2 separate regions of the Homo sapiens genome follow, and region 1 is linked to region 2. A link is an interaction called in ENCODE POLR2A ChIA-PET data of the cell type or tissue named here. Cell type or tissue: PC-3. All regions are shown on one strand. Each heading gives the region's core, and the rest is flanking DNA. Links, peaks and the distances in the headings are about the cores only.

Region 1 (5,373 bases), core at 189-5,188, 740 kb after region 2:
GGGCCACAGACCCCTCAAATTTCCCACACTAGCCTTTAGCTTCAGAAGCACTATGGCAATCAGACTCTGAACAAACCATAAAGAAAATTAGTCCACCCAAGATTCAGTGAGACTATATTCAAGGCGGTACAATTTTTAGTACTTTATTCTAATATCAGAGGACCAGAATCTAATCTATAGTTGTGGATACATCTGTGGAAATGCTTTCAGAGACTATCTGCTCATGCTCAGGAATCGTTGGGAGCTGGGAGTCCTGGTGGGCATGTTCATGCTTCCAGTTACTTCAGTAACTACCTATATTAAAAATCAAAATGAGAATCCACTTATTTACCTATTTGATGACAGTTATTAAAACTACCTATTTTACTTCGAAAATAAAAGCAAGGAAATATCTATCACCCATATGATAAGGCAGGGAAGATTTACACAGAAAATAGAAGCAGCAAGGTATGTTGGAAAGAGCATAGGCTTTGGAGCCGGTCAATCTTGGGTTCGAATCTCTGTTGTCACTTGTTAACTTTGTGATCATAAGCAAACCATCCTCTCTGAGCCTATTGATCTGTACAGTGTAATCAACACCACCCACTTCATAAGGTTACAGTAGAGAATACACGAAAGAAATGGGCATACACTGTGTGGTGAATATATAACCACTTAATAAACAGAAGCTACTAGTCATCTCAAATTATTTTTGGGATGGAATGGGAGTGAATCAATTAATAAATAGACCCAGTAAATGATACATGTTTGCAAGATTATTTGAGAGGAGAAAATTAGGAACTGAAGGCAAATTTGATTCCTGGGGAATAGGGGTCACATCTCCCTCACAGCACCTAACAGAGGGCTCACTCTACAGGAGGTGCTGGCTGTTTAATATTATACACTGATGATTTTCAGGCCTCAAAGGAATGGGTAGATAGACGAAAATGAAACATTACTACCTGTAAATAGGAATAGGCATGGGGAAGCATGTTTAGTTAATCCTAATCCTTTGGCCTGAACATGCTTTCTGTCTCAGAGCAGTCTTCTTGCTTTTTATAAACTTGCCCAGCCTTCAAGGCCATGTTCTATTGGATCTCCTCCAGGAGGCCTTCCCAGATTCACGAGTTAAATAAGATTGCTACATGGCTTTGTTCTATAAGGAAGCACTTAAGAATATGACACTGTGTAATTGTATGTTTACCCCATCAGACTGTGAGCTTCTCAGGGCATGAACCATATGTCTGAATCATGTTGTATCTCTAGGGCCTAGCCTAGCATATAGCTCTGGCTTAAAAAAAACCCCACTCAGTAACTCTCTCAAGTTTCACTCATATCCATTTGTCTGATGGCTTTGTAAAAACAGCATACTGAGGCATAATGGAGCATAATGGAGGCAGGGGCAGGCTTTTGCTGTTTTTTTTTTTTGAATGGTTTCCCTGATCTAATCATCTTTCTCTTTTTAAATTCATTCTCCTTGTGAAAACCAGTTCTCATTCAGTTGTCTGCTTGCTGAGAACTTTCCATTTCTTCCAGGATAAACATTAGGCCCCACAGCTTCAATTCTTTTTTTTTTGTTTGTTTTGAGTCAGAGTCTTACTCTGTTGTCCAGGCCGGGGTGCAGTGGAACAATCTCGGCTCACTGCAACCTCTGCCCCTGCATTCAAGCGATTCTCGTGTCTCAGACTCCCAAGTAGCTGGGATTATAGGTGCGCACCACCTCGTCCAGCTAAATTTTGTGTTTTTAGTAGAGATGGGGTTTTGCCATGTTGGCCAGGCTGGTTTTGAACTCCTAACCTTAAGTGATCCACTCACCCTGGCCTCCCAAAGTGCTGGGATTACAGGTGTGAGCCACCGTGCCTGGCCACAATTCCCTTCTCTCTCCTCTTTTAATATGCCCCTTTAGAAAGATTCCCCTATTTGTTTCCACCTCTACTCCAAACAAGCCTTCATCTGTTTTGCTGTCATACTTTCTTTGTGAGAGGATTTTTCTTTGGTTGACTATAGAATATAAGCTTGATGAAGGGAGATAATGCCTGTCATATCCACCACTGTATCTTCCTGGGACAAATAACAGAATAGTGCCTGGCACAGATGGTGCTCAATAAACACTTGACTGAAAATATCCAAGCAAGTGGAAGTCAAACACAGAGCATTTATCTGAGGCCATGGATACCAACAGGTTAGGTATCTGGAAGAAGAAGACAGAAAGAAGGTTTGTACTTAGTGTTAATCAAGGTGTTTTTCTCTCCTGTTAGACAAAGAAAATTGAACTTCTTCATCCCTGTGTAGAATCTACACATTTCGCTCAAGCAAAAACAAGTGAGGGCTGAAGATGCTGATCTAGTTGATTTCCCAGTGTTCCCTGAAGCTTGCTTGATAAAGATTTCTAGGTCATGACCCTGGATCCTGATTCAGAAGGATGGAGTAGGACCCAGGAATCTCTATTTCACAGTAAGTGCCCCGGGTGATTCTTATGCTCAGGCAGGTTTGCCAATATTTGCTCTAGAGCAGTCTCAGTCTTGTCTACACACTAGAATTACCTGGGGAGTTAGAAACAATACTGATGCCTGGGTTCCACCTCAGAGATTCTGTTGACCTACAGTACAGCCTGGGCATGGGGTTTTTTAAAAGTCCCTCAATAATTCCAATATGCAGCTAAAGTGAGAACCACTGCTCCAAAGGGGTTTTTCAAAGGGTGGACTATGAATCGCTAACATCCAGAATCATCTAGGGTGCTTGTTAAAAGTGCAGACTTCTGGGCTTTCATAATTAGAATTTTAAATATGTTTATTGTTCATTATTTTCTCAGAGAGTGGCACAAGTTCAAGAATTGCTATTGAGGAACCACTCATCTAATCTACCCCACTCTTTTCTTGGCTGGGGAAACTGAAGTCTAAGAAGGGAAAGGACACGTTCAGAGTCAGACTCTAAGTCTGTACCAGAAGCCCATCAAGGACCTGGGTCAGTCCAGTGCTCTTTCCATTGCCCCATGTTGCTGTGCCATACTATTATGTCCCTCCTTTTCAAACGCAAGATGGTTAAAAAAAAAAAAAAAGGAAGAGGGTGAAAACAATTGGTCTCTATTTGTCATAGGGGCTTGTCCGAAGGAACACATTCAAATGCTTTTTGAATTAGCACCTAGTGACCATAACATCTCAACAAGAAAGGATCTGAGTCATACCTGTGATTAAGGAGCTGACTTGCAACACCAGGTTACTGGATTTCTCCAGGATACACTGGCTCCCAGGGTCTAGGCTGCTGGCACCTGGCCCAAGATGGTCCCTACAGCTCTCCTGGTGCTGTGAGATGGCCGTTTGAGTCTGAGGGCTGAGGGGTAGGAAAGGCTTGGTGAGCTTCTGGCGGAAGTACCTCTGAATCTGATCAAGCTCACTCAGATTCTTCCTATAAACAAAAGGGGGAGAAGAAGACAAAGGGGTAATTCATGGAGATTATGAACATCTCTTATGTCCCCTGGACACTACCGCTTGAGCCAAAGCCTTAATACCTCTCACTTGGTCTATTAATATACTAAGTCCCTCTCTCTCCAATCCACCAACTCATCCTTCACTCCTCTGACTACAATCCTGCTGCTGGGGGCAACTTTCTCCCCCTTTTGTCTGTCTAATGCGATTCCTCATCTGATGTCCAGCAAAAATGCCACTTCCTCAGAAAGGAACCATTCTTGACCACCATTCCAGTCCTTATTTCTGTTTACTTTGACAGAATAAAGCCCTACTCTGCGCTAACACTGTCCTTTGCTACCTCATAACCATTCCTGATCCTTCAGGCAAGCAACTTCTAAAAAGCCTTCCCTAAATTGGTTTAGGGGCTCCTCTTCTGTGCTCCATAGTTCTTTCTGCACTCTTCCATCACATCACTCATTTATTTAACACCTATTTCCCCTGATGTACGGTCAGCTCTGGGCTGATTCCTTTACATCTACTGCACCCAGCATAGTGCTTGGCACAAAACAAAAGAATGCTGGATGGATAAAAGGACATAAATAAGTGATTTTAAAAATCTGTTTAAAAGCCTTTAATAGGGCCACATTCTCACCATTCTCCAATAAGAAATCACACCAACCTTCACTTGCATAGGATTTTATGTTTATGCTTTTAAACATATTATCTTGTTTAATTTTCAGCTAATCATATGAGATCAGTAATTATAAATAAGCAACTTGAGTTTCAGAGAAGTTAAGTGACTTGTCCAGAGCAGGGAGCAGTATGTAGCTACTCAGAATCTGGGACTCCAAGTCATGCTTTTTCCATATGAGATGGACTCTGTTCCAGCTGGGTTCGTTCCTTCCTCATACTTCTGCTGATACTGGAACCCCAGTTCAAGCAACTCCCTGCTCTGTTTCTATTCCAGTCAGCTTTTAAGGTTGCAGCTCACATTTCTTCTTTTCAAAGTCCATTATCCCAAATCTTTGCACCACCTGTCCCTTAAACACCTTCACACTCATCATTTCACACATCAAACTTTTTCTTAGATTTTCCCTTAATTGTCTCATTATATGTTAGTTCAGTTTCCCTAAGTAGGCCATGGGCGTCTCAGAATAGAAGATATATCTCACACTTCTCTATTTCCTTAGTACACTCAATGTGCCTGGTATAATCAACACAGCATGGACACCAAATACCTGTGACATGAACTGAAAGTCTTTCTATCCTTTTGTTAGAAACAGTCTGCGTATCTTAGAGGAAAATCCAAATGAGAGGACAAAGTTGATCCTTATTCTATCACTAGAGGCCAAGACTCAAGTCACGGTGGTGTGTACCAAATCACTTAGGTGTCTATATCGTGGTATATGCCACATGGATAAACATCTGCAGGAGGAACATGCAAACAAATGTAACTTGGGGTAGCTTTGGGAAATAAGCAAATCTACTGGTCTTGTTAGACCAGTGTAGAACCATGTAGAACCATGGCATGTCAACCTATGAACACCAAGCTGTACTTTGCTCATCTGTGAAACACAGGTTTATTAATACTTGCTCTGCAGGCCTGAAATGATAGCTGTGATTCAAATGCAGCACTGTTTAAGGGCTCTCTGAATCCAAGGAGGTTATGCAAATTGATCTCACCTTGTTTCGCGCCCATTTGGTAAAGAATTCCTCTAGATAGTAGTTCTGAAAGCCTAGTTCTAGGACCAGCTGCAGCAGCATCACCTGAGCTTGTTAGAAATGCAGAGTCTCAGGCCTTATCCTAGACCTACTGAATCAGGCACTGTGTGGATGGGTCCTAGCAATCAGTGCTGTAATAAGCCCTTCATGGGATTCTGATATACACTAAATTTTGCGAACTACTGTCCTAGGGCAGTGGTTTTCAACCTGGCAATATTGTCCCTCAGGATACACTTGGCAATGTCTGGAGACATTTTGGGTTGTC
Region 2 (5,373 bases), core at 104-5,103:
GGACAATGGCACAGGCCAGGCTCTGGGCTTGCCACCCACCACCTGTGTCTACCGCGAGAACTTCAAGCAACTGCTGCTGCCACCTGTGTATTCGGCGGTGCTGGCGGCTGGCCTGCCGCTGAACATCTGTGTCATTACCCAGATCTGCACGTCCCGCCGGGCCCTGACCCGCACGGCCGTGTACACCCTAAACCTTGCTCTGGCTGACCTGCTATATGCCTGCTCCCTGCCCCTGCTCATCTACAACTATGCCCAAGGTGATCACTGGCCCTTTGGCGACTTCGCCTGCCGCCTGGTCCGCTTCCTCTTCTATGCCAACCTGCACGGCAGCATCCTCTTCCTCACCTGCATCAGCTTCCAGCGCTACCTGGGCATCTGCCACCCGCTGGCCCCCTGGCACAAACGTGGGGGCCGCCGGGCTGCCTGGCTAGTGTGTGTAGCCGTGTGGCTGGCCGTGACAACCCAGTGCCTGCCCACAGCCATCTTCGCTGCCACAGGCATCCAGCGTAACCGCACTGTCTGCTATGACCTCAGCCCGCCTGCCCTGGCCACCCACTATATGCCCTATGGCATGGCTCTCACTGTCATCGGCTTCCTGCTGCCCTTTGCTGCCCTGCTGGCCTGCTACTGTCTCCTGGCCTGCCGCCTGTGCCGCCAGGATGGCCCGGCAGAGCCTGTGGCCCAGGAGCGGCGTGGCAAGGCGGCCCGCATGGCCGTGGTGGTGGCTGCTGCCTTTGCCATCAGCTTCCTGCCTTTTCACATCACCAAGACAGCCTACCTGGCAGTGCGCTCGACGCCGGGCGTCCCCTGCACTGTATTGGAGGCCTTTGCAGCGGCCTACAAAGGCACGCGGCCGTTTGCCAGTGCCAACAGCGTGCTGGACCCCATCCTCTTCTACTTCACCCAGAAGAAGTTCCGCCGGCGACCACATGAGCTCCTACAGAAACTCACAGCCAAATGGCAGAGGCAGGGTCGCTGAGTCCTCCAGGTCCTGGGCAGCCTTCATATTTGCCATTGTGTCCGGGGCACCAGGAGCCCCACCAACCCCAAACCATGCGGAGAATTAGAGTTCAGCTCAGCTGGGCATGGAGTTAAGATCCCTCACAGGACCCAGAAGCTCACCAAAAACTATTTCTTCAGCCCCTTCTCTGGCCCAGACCCTGTGGGCATGGAGATGGACAGACCTGGGCCTGGCTCTTGAGAGGTCCCAGTCAGCCATGGAGAGCTGGGGAAACCACATTAAGGTGCTCACAAAAATACAGTGTGACGTGTACTGTCATCAAGGGGTATGCTCCATGCTTTGAGTCACCAATGAAGCGGGTGAGGGAAGATGAGAGGGGGAGGTGAGAGCTTCTGGGAAGGGGCATTTGAGCTGGGTTTTGAGGGATGATTATGAGCTCTCTGGAGAGGAGTGATATTCCATTTATTTAGAAAGCCTTTACTGACACCTTGTGCTCAGGCCTGTGTTGGTTCTGGGGCCCTAGAAGAACCAGTCCTAGCCCTGGTCCATACGGGCTCCCAACTGCTGGAAGTACAGACTGGCACAGCAACATCAGGGTTGTGACAGAGGGAAGCATGGCTGGGGGGAGGGGGTACACAGACAGTGCCCATGACCCAGTCCAAGGAGTCAGGAAAGAGCTCTCTGAGGAGGGAGCATCTGAGCCAGATGTTGAGGGCTGAGTGGGAACTTGGCAAGCAGAAGTGGGGAGCACTTTAATGCAACCCAGGTATGCTCCATGCATATCCAGCTGGGCCAGCCTCGTGCTGGGCTCTGCCCTGGGCAGACAGGCAGAGGGCCAGAGCAGAGGACACATGGCCTTGCGTGTGTGAAAGCTGAGAAAATGGGAGCTGTGCTTCAGCTACCCTCCAGACAAGGGCAAGAGTTAGCCAGATGCTCCAGGCAGTGGGAAGCCAATGGAGGGATTAAGCGGCGGAAGCTTCTTAGAAGAGGCAGGGGGCGAAGTGCAGTGGCTCATGCCTGTAATCTCAGCAATTTGGGAGGCCAAGGAAGGAGGAATGCTTGAGCCCAAGAGTTTTAGACCAGCCTGGGCAACACAGTAAGACCCTGTTTCTACAAAAAAATATAAAAAATAGCCTGGTGTGGTGGTGTCTGACTGTAGTACTAACTACTCAGGAAGCTGAGGTGCTGAGTTCGAGATTACAGTGAGCTAGGAGTGATCCAGTGCATTCCAGCCTGAGCGACAGAGGGAGACACTGTCTCTAAAAAAATTAAAATAAATCGGGAGCAGTGGCTCACATCTGTAATCCCAGCACTTTGGGAGGCTGAAGCAGGTGGATCACTTGAGGTCAGGAATTTGAGACCAGCCTGGCCAACACAGTGAAACCCTGTCTCTACCGAAAATACAAAAATTAGCTGGGCATGGTGGCTGGTGCCTGTAATCCCAGCTACTCGGGAGGCTAAGGCAAGCGAATTGCTTGAACCTGGGAGGCGGAGGTTGCAGTGAGCCGAGATCACATCACTGCATTCCAGCCTGGGCGATGGAGCGAGAACCTGTCTCAAAAAAAACCCAAAACAAAACAAAATTAAATAATAACTAAGAAAAAAGAAAAGAAAAGAAGAAGGGATCAGCTTGAGCCAGGAGGAATTCAAAAAGCAGAGTGAAGCAGCTCTGGAGCTACTCCCAGTAGAAGGCATGGGCGTGATGTGTGCAAAACCCAGAGTTAGAAATGATCTGAGGGGCTGGGCATGGTAGCTCACACCTGTAATCCCAGCACTTTGGGAGGCCGAGGCAGGCAGATCACTTGCGGTCAGGAGTTTGAGACCAGCCTGGCCAACATGGCAAAAACTCATCTCTACTAAAAAATACAAAAATTAGCTGGGTATAGTGGCAGGTGCCCATAGTCCCAGCTACTCCAGAGGCTGAGGCATGGGAATCACTTGAACCTGGGAGGTGGAGGTTGTGGTCAACTAAGATTGCACCACTGCACTCCAGCCTGGGTGACAAAGCAAGACTCTGTCTCAAAAAAAAAAAAAAAAAAATTGGCTGTAAAGCAACAATGAGTTTCGATTAAATGGGGGGTAGGCGGGGTGGGGTGGGGCCTGGGTGTGTGGAAGGGGGTGGCCAGGAAAAGAGCTGGGTAGGGCCAGAGCATTCAATGCTAGGATGAGCCCCTGATCCACCTCTCCTTCATCTACCTCTTCAAGTGTGGCTCTTTCAACCTTAGGGTATCCTCTGTACCTGGGGTACCTCCACCAGGCCCCTAAGTGAGGGGAAACAACTGTTCAACATTGCTTCATTCTAAATGGAGGAGCCAGCAGCTTGAGAGCCTCAGGGCCACCAGGAAGCTGCTACATGGAGGTCCCACGGCTGGAAGCCTACTGACCAGTCTCATGACAGACTGTTCCCGCCGTGTTCCCCTCCTGCCCTCTCAGGCCCATCGTTCTGACGTGGGTACCCAGAGAGCTGCCTTGAGGCCATCTCATAAGGAGGCATGTCAAACGCAGATCCGAGCCTTTCAAAGCCTTGGAAAGGCATCTTTACCGAAGGTCCCTGGAGGAAGCAGCAAAGGGGACTGGTAGCACACAAGACCCCACACCCAGCCAGGTGTGGTGGCTCATGCCTGTAATCCTAACACTTCGGGAGGCTGAGGCAGGCGAATCATGAGGTCAGGAGATTGAGACCATCCTGGCCAACATGGTGAAACCCCGTCTCTACTAAAAATACAAAAATTAGCTGGGCATGGTGGTGGGCGCCTGTAGTCCCAGCTACTCATGAGGCTGAGGCAGGAGAATTGCTAGAACCCAGGAGGCGGAGATTGCAGTGAGCCAAGATTGCACCACTGTACTCCAGCCTGGGGACGGAGTGAGACTCCATCTCAAAAAAAAAAAAAAAAAAAAAAAGAAAGAAAGAAAGAAAGAAAAGAAAAGAAAAAAAAGACCCCACACCCTCCACCAAATCCTCTTCCCCTCCCAGAACCACCCCTCAGCCACTCCTTTGCAGCTCCTCATTCTCTCTGCCACTTTTTTTTTTCATTTCTTCTCCCCCTCACTTCTCCTCCAGTCCTTGTGCCCTCCTCCCAGATCTGTTTTTCTTATGTAGAACAATCTAGCCTGCCCTTGGCTGCTGGTGCACCATACAGAAACTGTCTTTTTGGAAGGCAGAGCAGGGAGGGGAAGGACTGTATAACTTATGCAATATTTTTCTTTTAGCCCCACCTAGTCCCCAAGCTGCTGGGCAATAGGGTCATTCAGAGAGGGGCAATGGAGGAGTTAAACACCATGGTAATGTCACAGGTGTGCTTGCAGCTGGCTGAGGAAGTTGGAAACCCAGGCCCAACCCACCCTGGGAGGCCATTCAAAGTGTCCTTGCTGGAGAGGCAGACCATTTGGACAGAAGGAACTTTGACTTGTGACCACAGCAAGACTGATTTATGTTAGAAGACAGAGGCTGGTTTTTATTCCCTGTACGGTGCCCCGCCGTGCCAAGCGGGGCACATAGGACCCACCTTGCATCTAGCTTTGAGTCTGAGACCAATCTTCTCAATTGCCTGGGATGGGGGCTAGGGGATAGTGAGAGCAAGGGCAGGGGACAGGGCCTCTGCTCGTAGCCCACCTGAGCCCCTGTAGAGAGTCCCAGATGACTGTCCCAGCTGACCTCCAAGAGCTGTGACCCTTTGCTTACTCTTCCAGGAGTGGAAATTGTGACCCACAGGTAAATTCCATTCCAAGCTTCCCTTTGTGAGGCCAAATAGCATGGAAGGTGCAGACTCCAGAGCCAGACCATCCTGGCATATGTCCTGGCTCTACCATTTACTAGCTGTGTTATGCTATGCAAGTTATTTATTTATTTTTTATTTTTAGTTTTTTAATTTCTTTTTTGAGACGGAGTCTTGCTCTGTCGCCAGGCTGGAATGCAGTTGTGCCATCTCAGCTCACTGCAACCTCCACCTCCTGGGTTCAAGCGATTCCCCTGCCTCAGCTTCCCGAGCAGTTGGGACTACAGGTGCGTGCCACCACACCTGACTAATTTTTTGTATTTTAGTAGAGACAGGGTTTCACCATGTTGGCCAGGATGGTCTCTATCTTCTAATCTCATGATCTGCCAGCCTCAGCCTCCCAAAGTGCTGGGATTACAGGCATGAGCCACCGTGCCTGGCCTATTTTTTATTTTTTATTTTTTTTGAGACGGAGTTTTGCTCTTGTTTTCTAGGCTGGAGTGCAATAGCGTGATCGTGGCTCACTGCAAAACTCCACTTCCTGAGTTCCAGCTATTCTCCTGCCTCAGCCTCCTGAGTAGCTGGGATTACAGGCACATGCCACCACGGCCAGCTAATTTTTATATTTTAGTAGAGATGGGGTTTCACCATGTTGGTCAGGATGGTCTCGAACTCCTGACCTCAGGTGATCTTCCC

What was found. ChIA-PET counts read pairs that join two places held together with the same protein. Peaks named below come from ENCODE experiments on the same cell type or tissue, not always from the same donor. Only the 100,000 strongest peaks of a DNase experiment are listed, where the experiment ranks them.
Region 1: POLR2A ChIA-PET joins it to region 2 with 8 read pairs; 2 of 35 experiments call an interaction of 5 or more read pairs at or near these places.

The regions. Positions count from the first base shown.
Region 1 is chr11:74,034,315-74,039,687 of GRCh38, forward strand. It overlaps C2CD3 (C2 domain containing 3 centriole elongation regulator), which reads right to left. Exons shown (of 33, transcript NM_001286577.2): 30 at 3,164-3,384. Among named protein-coding and RNA genes, the nearest start is that of UCP3, 28 kb to the left of the region's middle. RefSeq lists an enhancer at 2,337-3,536. In PC-3, for the core only: no CTCF peak of the experiment used is centred there; a DNase peak (open chromatin) is centred at 3,147; H3K27ac peaks cover 3,027 bases.
Region 2 is chr11:73,296,527-73,301,899 of GRCh38, forward strand. It overlaps P2RY6 (pyrimidinergic receptor P2Y6), which reads left to right. Exons shown (of 3, transcript NM_001277204.2): 3 at 1-2,099. The coding sequence ends at 979. Among named protein-coding and RNA genes, the nearest start is that of ARHGEF17, 9.1 kb to the right of the region's middle. In PC-3, for the core only: no CTCF peak of the experiment used is centred there; no DNase peak of the experiment used is centred there.